2 separate regions of the Homo sapiens genome follow, and region 1 is linked to region 2. The links are chromatin loops, found by intact Hi-C in ENCODE. Cell type or tissue: PC-3. All regions are shown on one strand. Links, peaks and the distances in the headings refer to the core of each region. The heading gives the core; the rest is flanking DNA. Region 1 overlaps PKD1L1 (polycystin 1 like 1, transient receptor potential channel interacting). Region 2 overlaps PKD1L1 (polycystin 1 like 1, transient receptor potential channel interacting).

Region 1 (5,379 bases), core at 275-5,274, 56 kb after region 2:
CCATCCACACCCCTTACTCCTCCCAGCCACTCTGTCTTTCTGAAGCCCCTCCACACCCCCTACTTTGGGCTGGAGCCAGATGCCACCTCAAGCATGGAGGAGCAAGCCAGGCTAGGGGGCCTCAGGATAGAGTCTCTGCCTGGCCAGAGCGCCTCCACCCTGCAGATGCTGGGTGCAGGGTCTCCCCCAGAGGGATTTTTTTTTTCCTGAAGGTTCCCTAAAAATTGGAAAGGGAAGGCCAGGCACGGTGACGCAAGCCTGTAATCCCAGCACTTTGGGAGGCCAAGGTGGGCGGATCACGAGGTCAGGAGATCAAGACCATCCTGGCTAACACGGTGAAACCCTGTTTTTACTAAAAATACAAAAAATTAGCCAGGTGTGGTGGCGGACGCCTGTAGTCCCAGCTACTCTGGAGGCTGAGGCAGGAGAATGGTGTGAACCCGGGAGGCGGAGCTTGCAGTGAGCCCAGATTGCACCACTGCACTCCCTCCTAGGCAACAGAGCGAGACTCCATCCCAAAAAAAAAAAAAATCGGAAAGGGAAAAACCTGGAGGCAGCTGAGAAATGGGATTTTAAGAAATCTTGGTGCTCATTATAAATGAAAGTTTACTTTTGACATTCTTTAGGTGACTTTAGTTATAATTAAAATTACTTTCCAATTACTTTTTATTGTTTCTATTCTGAATATGATATCATTCTAAGATTTGTCACAAAACTGCCCAGATTTATATGGGTTACAGCAAATTTTAATACTAGGATGCCAATTTTTAGCTCATTCATGATAATAAACATTAAAAAATATGAAATGCCTAGTGAGAGTGAGAGTTGGTCCCTCAGAGCGGACACATGTGAGCTGCTACAAAAACATCTCTAGGCTTGTCAAGATTCTGGGAAAGGCATTGTGTTCTTCAGTTCTATAACTTGTAGTAATTATTCCTGTGAAAAGGCCATACACTTGCAGAACAATGTACAGACAGTGTAATTGCCAAGTTATTTGTAGTGATAGAAAACCGGAAACTTGGCCAGGCATGGTGGCTCATCGCACATTGGGAGGCCAAGGTGGGCAGATCACCTGAGGTCAGGAGTTCAAGACCAGCCTGACCAACATGGTGAAACCCCATCTCTACTAAAAATACAAAATTAGCTGGGTGTGGTGGTGAGCGCCTGTAATCCCAGCTACTTGGGAGGCTGAGGCAGAAGAATAGCTTGAACCCAGGGGGTGGAGACTGCAGTGAGCCGAGATCATGCCATTGCACTTCAGCCTGGGCAACAAGAGTGAAACTCAGTCTCAAAAATAAATAAATAAATAAATAAAAAGAAAACTGGCAACAACAGTTGTTCAATCAGAGGACATTATATAGTGATGTATAATCTTTATGTATGATTTAACAGTAAGACATCATTAAAATTATGTAATCAAAAGGCTGCTTAATAACAAAAGAAAATGCTCACACTGCAACCCAGGTTTGTGACAAACACACATACCACATATAAAAAGCCTTAGAAAAATACTGAAAATAAATAATTAGACAAAAGTGGCTATCACCTACTGCCTGGATTTGAGATGATTTCATTTTTTTCTTTATACTTTTAGAAAACACGTAAAATAAAGAAAAAATGACCGGGCAGGGTCCTTCAGGTCCATAATCCCAGAACTCTGGGAGGCCAAGGCAGGTGGATCAATTGAGGCCAGGAGTTAAAGACCAGCTAGCCTGGCCAATATGGCAAAACCCCATTTCTACTAAAAAAATTAGCTACGCATGGTGGTGCACACCTGTAATCCCTGCTACTTGGGAGGCTGAGGCAGGAGAATCGCTTAAAGCCAGGAGGCAGAGGTTATAGTGAGCCAAGATCATGCCACTGCACTCCAGCCTGGGCAACAGAGTCTCAAAAAAAAAAAAAAAAAAAAAGAAAAGAAAAAATGAAATTATCAATCTTATTTTCTGTGTTTTACAGATAAGAAAATAAAAATAACAATGTTTTACAGATAAAAAACTCAAGAAAACCACTCTGTCCCATGTCCTAACAGCAGAGTCAGGACGGGAGCCAGAGTCCTCCTGCCTAGGGTCTGTGCTTTTTCCTGCTGTGCCTTTTGCTTTAGTCCCTTTGCTATTTGGGTCCAAATCTCACACCCAGAGAACGCGTTCCCCCAGCACGCAGACCTGCCCAACAGCGTGGGTGCTCGCTGGTCTAAAGGTGGGCAGGGGTATTGCCTGTGTGGGGGCCGGGACCCTTTCCGGATTGCCCCGGGCACTTGGTCTCTGCATGCTGATCTCCACCAGCACCCTCTGCGGGCTGACCTCTTGGGGTCAGATGCCACAGAAAGCAGTTTAGCAAATGCAGCTTAGTCACGGATTTTAATTCCCATGTGTCATTTGAGCACCTCTGCCCTGAAAAGGAAAATTTGCTCTGAATCACAGGCCTCAAAGGAATGAAAGAAATAAAAACCAACCCTATTTTTTCTAACCCAGAATAGGTGTTCAACAGATAACCGATCATGTCCTTTCATTTTGGTGTTACATATATTCAAATGTTTCATTCTCCTGAAAATGCTACAGTTCTTAGCATAATCCAAAAAAAGAAAGGAAAGGAAAGGAAAAGAAAAGAAAAGAAAAGAAAAAAAAGAAAAGAAAAGAGCTCCTTAAAGTGAGCTGTGCTGAATGCCAGAGTAATGCAGGCGAATAAAGAACTTATTCACACACCAGACCCCAGAAATGACACTGTCTCCTCCTGTCCAGGCTGGGGTAGCCCTCCCTCCCCTGAGGACCCAGGTCACCCGCTCTGAAGCCCTTATAGGCACTCCTTTGTGTAAATTGCAGTAGGATAAACTGGACAAAGCCTCGCTTCATGCCCCAAACTCTCACCACTCCAAACAGTGGTCCCAACTCAGAGGGAGGCTGAAAAGAGGCTGGTGGAGGATTTCCCAGACTCCGAGCCTACCTGGACTTTCCCAGGCCCCATGTTCTTCACCAGGGGTGGCTGGCAGGGCTCGCACACGATGAAAAGTTGCTGTCTTAGAGTGGAGGCACTGACATTATTGAAGGCAAGGACCTCCACTGTAAATTCTCCTTCCCTGGGACGGTGGAAAGCACAGAAATGAACAAATTTATGTTGATGAACGTCAGGCTTTCATTCACTCTTCATACCCACTCATATCTGCAGAATTATAGTATTTGACAGCAAGTCATCCCATGAATAAGAACAGAAGAGTCAAGGGTCACAAGACTGATTTCCACAGAGGTCTTTCATCATTTAATCAACAGACTGGCTCCCCAGCTAGCCTGGGCCAGGCCAAGTACCAAACTCCCAGACCGATGTCACATGCTATATTCAAACAATACATCTATGTGAGGGGCATGTTGCTTCCTTCTTTGGGCAACCCTCCCCACAGCCATGACCTGGCCCCCTTTTGATAACAGAACAGATCTATATATTTTCTCTGTGTGATGGGTACCCCAACCCATAACTGGGGGGTCTCCGGGGATGGTCTTCCTGTTCTATTTCCTGCTCCATGGATCAGTTTTCCTGACCAATTTCTTAGAGTCCTACAAACTCAGGAAGGACAGGATAGATCCATAGCCTGTCTCCGGGTAAGGGGAGCATGTCACAGCTGTGGAGAGATTCAGGACAGTTGGAGGTGAGAGCTGGGTAGCTCCTGACCCAGCAGGTAGTGCTTTACTAAGGAAATAAGTGGTTATTTTGCAAATGTTGCAACATGGATAACTACTTAAGACTTCTGAATTTGAAAGAGAAAAATATTCCCATCAGAAGACCACAAATTTGAGTTTGCAAGGACCAGAATATCACTTGCCATCCTGGAGCTCCAGCAAGAAAGGTAGGGCCTACTGATAAGAATGAAGACTAGATGGTTTTCTCAGGTTGTCAGAGCGCCCAGGGCACACTCTAGAGATGACAGTGGAGGCACCGAATAAACCATGTCACTTCCACAGGGCACAAAAGGGCTTCTGGAGCTACCGAGTATATCGCCAGGTACCTAGGCCACCATGTGCTCAATTGAGCATGCACCAATCTACAAGCCACTACTGCTCAATTCTTTCCTTATGTGAAAATCTATTTCTGATGAAAAAGTCCTGAATCCATAGTTAGTGATGGGGCCATTCAGTCCCCACCAAAGCGTGGAGAGGCTGCAGTGTGGGTTCTCATGGAAATCTTGCATTGGAGGAAGTTTGCAATCTTTCCCTGATGCCACTGCCTACACGAACCTCATTTTCTAGATACTTCTGCACCCTTTGACATTTCCCTACAGCAGCATAAAGTTTTGATGCCAGCCTGAGGCTCAGCCTTGACCATGTGTGTCTCCCTACTGAAAGGATTAGATCCACTTGGGTCCTAGGACTCACCCTAGAGGCTCGGCTGGGAATGAGTGATCCAGCCAGTCTGCACCTTATCATATCTCCACGATGCTTTGTCCCAGGTACACAGTGGACACTCAGTAAATGCAGAGTTAAAGGACAGAGTTCATGCTCTTCCATATGACATCAAGGCCCTTCACAATCTGCCAACCTACACTCATCTCACCCTTCTATATACGTCTTGCCAGTCACTCCAAACATCTCCTGTTGGCACCTCACTTAGCACCTTTGCCCAGGACCTTGTCACTGTTTGGGAGCCTCTCTCCCATTTCCCTTTGTCAAGCTCCTACTCAAGATATCACTTTCAGTAAGCCATCCCCACCACATCACAGGCCTCCTTTGCAGCCACAGCCCCTGTACTGAAAGCATCTCTTTCCTCTTTGTCTTTCCCCTGGACTAGGAGCTCCTTGAGAAGCATGGTCAGGTCTTATTTGTCTCTGTGTAATCATCTGTCACCTACGTTGACTGACAGGCAGGTCTCTATGTGGAACCCAAGGGCTGATGCCTTAAGACTCTGATTCCCGCGCTGTCTGTAGAGAGCACTCCGCCGCCTTGCAGTGGCTCACCTACTGTAGACATGGCTGCTGGAGCTGCTCCCCAGGCTGACGGTGCCATCCCCAAAGTCCCACAGGTAGGCAACATCTGTGCCGAAGTTGATCCAGCACTCAAAGGCCACACTGGCATTTACCAGAGCTGAGGAGGGGGACGTGAGCCGATTGGCCACAATTTTCTTCTGCACCCTGATGACATGGGGCTCAGAGACCACACTGCTCATCCTGTTGGAAGCCTTAACCATCACACGATACCTGCAGGATGGGGAAAGGAGGGCAGGGAAGGCAGATGGCAAGACAAGAACAGGGTCAGGTCTAGAGAAACCGTCTGCTATACTTTAAGAGGAAGGCGGGGGAGGGGGAGGCAGCATTTAATTTGTAAGAACTACAAAAGTATCTAGTGATTTTCATCTTATTGAGGAGAAGGGGGTTGATATTTTTGACTACCCCCCTCT
Region 2 (5,379 bases), core at 172-5,171:
CTCTGCTCTTGGTTTCTCACCTGCCCTCTTTTTTCCCACCAAGATAGAGCCTGTTCAGAGCTCTGCCCCACGAGCTCTGCAGGGTGCTCACATCCTTCCACCTGGACAATACTCTGAAACCTTTCGGATTCTGGCCAGATAGCCCCTGTAGAACTTCAGGTGTTGCCTCTCTCTGGACATCTTCCAGGGCTGCTTCCCCCATGGTTTGCCCCAGCCCCAGTGGTATCAATGCCGCAGACACCATGGTTGAGGCTGCTGTCTTCTGAGCCCTGATCACTGAATGGCCAGTGACCTGTTCTGCACCCAACATCTGTTGCATTAGCAATTCATATCTTATTTACTAATTATCTGGTCCACCAACTAGTCTATAAAGTAATACGATTGATGAAATAATAAAGTAAGGTAGAGTTTCTTACTATATGAATATAAGGAGAAAAAAATTTAACACTCAACACCCCAGAAAATGCAGACTCTGCCCTAGATATTCATTCAGCAAATATTTACTCTAAGCATTGTATTAAATGTAGGGTGACACTGATGAATAAGACAGGGAAGGTTCCTGTCCATATCAGCTTACATTCACTTTACTCATATCTCAGAGTCTAAATATAACCATTTCATATAAAAGTGGCTATAAAAATAGTGTACATTTTAAATCTATTATCTAAAATGGGATACTCCAGAGAGAGAAAGAGGGAGCTATTAATAATTAGGCTGTGACAATAAACATAAACCAGGACAGGCTCTTTAGGTATTATTGTCACTGTAGATATCAACCCTATCAATAATAATTGACCAAATTCACACTGAACTAAAACTAAACTTAAAAGTATGAAAAGTATGTTGACTTTCTTGTGTTTACAAATCTCTCATCAGTGAATTCAAGTATAGAGAGACAAGATATATAAGTATATATTCAACTATATAATATTTAAAGATAATTATCTACTAATATGCACATTTCAAAAATGCAATGATAGTAAGTAACATGGATTTCAAGCACCCCCGGAATTATATGTGGGCATCCTGAGTGAACAGTAAAACAAATAAAGTCTATGAAGTCTTTATGTAGGAAATGGAACTTACCTCTGTAGCTTGGAAATGTCACTCACTTCAAAACTGGCCTTCAGCTTTCTCCTTAGGAGAGCGAATGCCGCGAGGCGATGGTAGCTAGGAGGGAAATGCGGATGAGGATACAGAATGTGTGGAGAGAGCAGCTGTTGACAGTGTAATGGCATGTTGGTTAAAGGAATGAGAAAAGGAAGAAAGAGTGCAATAATGATAACTTTATGACTAAGACCCAGTTTAAAAGATTCACCTGACACCTAAGTTAGAAATGAGGGACACTTCTGATGTGCCAGAGTTCTTCACATCTGCGTGTTGGGGCACATGGCTCCCATGGAGGCTGTCCTGAGATGCAAGACTCCACAGCATATGGCGGTCTTCATGACAGCCCTCCACAGCATGGCTGCAGCCTGAGGCTCTCGGGTCCCAGTCACAGCCTAGCTGTGCTGCTGGTCAAGCTCTGGCCAACTCCTCTGCCTAAGCACCAGTTCCTGGCATTACAAATATCCTACCCTGACAATCACTGTAAACACTGTCTCCTTTTTTAAAAATAAAGTCTATCTCACCCTCATTATCTTGTGAGCAGGTCCTAGGTGTTATTGATTTATTTTAAATTTTTTGTTTGTTTGTTTTTGAGATGGAGTCTTGTTCTGCTGCCCAGGCTGGAATGCAGTGGCGTGATTTCAGCTCACTGCAACCTCTGCCTCCCAGGTTCAAGCGATTCTTGTGCCTCAGCCTCCCAAGTAACTGGGATTGCAGGTGTGTGCCCATCTAATTTTGTATTTTTAGTAGAGATGGGGTTTCGCTATGTTGGCCAGGCTGGTCTCAAACTCCTAACCTCAAGTGATCCACCTGTCTCAGCCTCCCAAAGAGCTGAGATTACAGGCATGAGCCACCACGCCTGGCCTGTTATTCATTTTTGTACCCTTGGCTCATAAAAAAGTGCCTAGCAGAGAGTAGTTACGTAATGGAGAATGAATGATTGCATTAATGCATTTATCAATAATTTAATATGGAAGCAAAATATTGGGCCATTACCAGTAAGTTTGGATGTGCTCCTAGCAATGGCATTAGAAAAATTTAAGAGTGTAACATAAGAAAATCAATAAATGGCTATGAATTGCACTGCTACGGTATGATCTGGATATATTTGCCTCCTAGCAGGAAATCACAAAATATAATGTCTTATGGCTTATTTGTTTTTTAAAAGGAAATGACTATTTCTGCTTCTAAATATGACTAATAATTGTTTATCCTAATGAAAAGGTAAGGGCAACAAAAAAGAATGATCTGAGCCTCTTATAGAATTGTTAGTCTGTCAGCTAGATGACAAACAATTTCTAATTTAGTGACATGACTCATATGCCCAGAAATTCCTGAGGAGGCTGTTCATGTTTGCGCAGAGACTTTTCTTGCCTCAGAAAGCACACCTTCACCACCAGGCTGTGGAGGGTCCTCTGAAGATGAGGGACTCTCAGGGCAACATGGGGGCATGGTGAGAGCTGAGGGTCCCACCTGCCTGACTACAAACTGCGTACTCAAAGGATGTCAGCACTTCTATGATAAGAAAACTGACAGGTTCATCTATCACTCATCCACCGACTCATGTCTTCAACAGACACTTACTAAACACCTCCTCCATGACAGTCGGTACGGGAAGGAGGAATACGAGGACAGTCTATAAAGCAGCCCTTGCTCCTTGGGAGCCCATAGAGTGGGAGAACCAAGGCTGACACACGAACTGGCTATGAGAGAACTGACACAGGCTGGAGAGTTGTACAAACCAAGAGAGCTCCAGCTTCTTATGGACAAGGTTCAGGAAAGGCTCTAGGGGTTGGGCCAAATGCAGAAGACAAGGCAGTCATTTACTAAAAATCTCAGATTCTTTCTCAAATGTGTCTATACCTGCAGTTCACTTTTTCAGGAGAAGTCCCTGGTTGTGGAGAGAAACGTTCAGATTTCCACTCTCTCTTGTCCCAAAACAGGCATCGGATCCACTGGAAATGTACTGTATAGTTCACTGCCTTAGCTAAATATCTGTTTGGAGGTTTTCTGTCATAGTCAGCATCCAATAAGGATAAATAGCCTACACTGGCATCTAAAAAGAGAAAACATAAATAAAAAGTACAACCTGAGGTTTGCAGAAAGGCATTCTCCATTTCAAACGCAGACAGAGTAGGCAGATAGGTGGGGACAAGGACTACAGATGAGCAAGAACTGAAAGACAGCATCAAATTCTAGCCATTTCCTGTCCCCGAAGCATTTAAATTTGGATTAAATCCACCCAGTCAAAGCTCCTGGATGCAGATACGAATTGAGGAATGGTAGAGAATTGGGAAGAAAAACAGTGTTTCTAGCATCCCGTATGTTCCAAGTGCCCCCTGACACCCTGAACAGGCCACACCCCCTGACCTTAGTGGGGATGGAAGAGGGTTGAGTCAGTTTCTTTAGCTGCCATTCAAGCCCACTTCCTGCTCCTCGCCAGTTTGTCAGCCAGCCTGCGAAATTTCAGTATACCCAGGGTCTAAACCCATTCTGGTAAGGACAGCACAATGACCCATGGAGTTTTAGCCTATCATTTTTTTTTTATGTTTAGCCTACTTTTTATATTTAGAAGCAGAAGTATTTAACATTCTACTTATTTAAAAATTGCCCAAGACTTTTTAATAAGTGGTGTTGGGACAACTAGACATTAGCCCTTTGTAAAAATATGGGCACCTCATGCTATAAAAAATAATAATAAACATTAGCAAATCAGATATCTAAATATGAAAGAAAAAACAAAAACAAACTGCACAAGTACTGAGGAACACATGAATGACTTCTTTTATAATCTGGACATAAGAAATAAATTTTGAACGATGGTTCAAAATCTAAGAGTCTTACAAGAAATGGTGGATAAATTACTATTTTAAAAATAGCCCTAACATATAAAGAGCTCTTAAACATCAAGAAAAAACAAACTCAATACAAAAGTGGGCATATATGAACAATTCACAGAAAAAAAGTGGATAATGGCTTTAAATATATGAAAAAATACCCAACTTAATTCATATAAAATGCATATTAAAATGAACATTTCTCAATTATAAGACTGGCAAAACTCAATAGCTTGAAAATACATCCTTTTGGCAAAGACGTGGGAAAACAGGCAGCTTCAGACACTGCTGGAGGTAAACGTGACAATACTTACCAAAACCACATAGGCATTTACCATCCGACCCAGGAACAGCCTATCTAGGAATTAAACTTGAAGATACACTCCTCCCCCTACATGTAATACAGTATATGCACAAGTCTTCCATGTGAATACATAGGAGACTGGCTGAATAAACTACGGTCCATCTATACAATGGAGAAGCACATAGCAGTTAAAAAAAAAAGATATCGATGAATAAATACATACGGAGTGATTTCTAAATATGTAATTTAAGTAAGAAAAGCACAATGCAAATGAGTGTAAGAAATAAGGGGAAATAATGTGGGTATGCATGGGCTTATTTTCCCAAAAAGAAACATCAGGAAAACAATTCCCATAAAATTATAATCATCGAGGCTGGGCGCAGTGGCTCACGCCTGTAATCCCAGCACTTTGGGAGGCTGAGGTGGACCACCTGAGGTCGGGAGTTCGAGACCAGCCTGACCAACATGGAGAAACTCTGTCTCTACTAAAAATACAAAATTAGCCGGGTGTGGTGGCGCATGCCTGTAATCCCAGCTACTCAGGAGGCTGAGGCAGGAGAATCACTTGAACCCAGGAGGTGAAGGTTGTGGTGAGCCAAGATCGTGCCATTGGACTCCAGCCTGGGCAACAAGAGTGAAACTCCAGTCTCAAAAGAAAAAAAAAATTATAATCATTGTTCTTCACAGAACTAGACAAAACAATCCTAAAATTCATATGGAATCACATAGCCAAAGCAATACTAAGCAAAAGGAACAAATCTGGAGGCATCACATTACCAGACTTCAAACTATACAACGAGGCTATAGTTACCAACACAGCATGCTACTGGCATAGAAATAGGCATGTAGACCAATGGAACAGAATGCAGAACCCAAAAATAAGGCCAAATACCTAAAGCCAATTGATTTTTGACAAAGCAAACAAAAACATAAAGTGAGGAAAGGACACCCTATTCAACAAATGGTGCTGGGATAATTGGCTAGCCACGTGTAGAAGAATAAAACTGGATCCTCATCTCTCATTTTATGTAAAAAATCAACTCGAGCTGGATCAAAGACTTAAATCTAAGACTTGAAGCTGTAAAAATTCTAAAAGATAACATCAGAAAAACTCTTCTAGACATTGGCTTA

What was found. Hi-C counts contacts between places; a loop is a spot of excess contacts. Peaks named below come from ENCODE experiments on the same cell type or tissue, not always from the same donor. Only the 100,000 strongest peaks of a DNase experiment are listed, where the experiment ranks them.
Region 1: a loop joins it to region 2, with 4 times the contacts of the local background. A loop is called at or near these places in 1 of 110 quality-filtered maps.

The regions. Positions count from the first base shown.
Region 1 is chr7:47,899,439-47,904,817 of GRCh38, forward strand. It overlaps PKD1L1 (polycystin 1 like 1, transient receptor potential channel interacting), which reads right to left. Exons shown (of 57, transcript NM_138295.5): 12 at 4,940-5,179; 13 at 2,941-3,073. Among named protein-coding and RNA genes, the nearest start is that of PKD1L1, 46 kb to the right of the region's middle. In PC-3, for the core only: no CTCF peak of the experiment used is centred there; a DNase peak (open chromatin) is centred at 2,373.
Region 2 is chr7:47,843,909-47,849,287 of GRCh38, forward strand. It overlaps PKD1L1 (polycystin 1 like 1, transient receptor potential channel interacting), which reads right to left. Exons shown (of 57, transcript NM_138295.5): 32 at 2,971-3,163; 33 at 1,087-1,170. Among named protein-coding and RNA genes, the nearest start is that of PKD1L1-AS1, 51 kb to the left of the region's middle. In PC-3, for the core only: no CTCF peak of the experiment used is centred there; DNase peaks (open chromatin) are centred at 533 and 2,423; H3K4me3 peaks cover 816 bases; H3K27ac peaks cover 3,078 bases.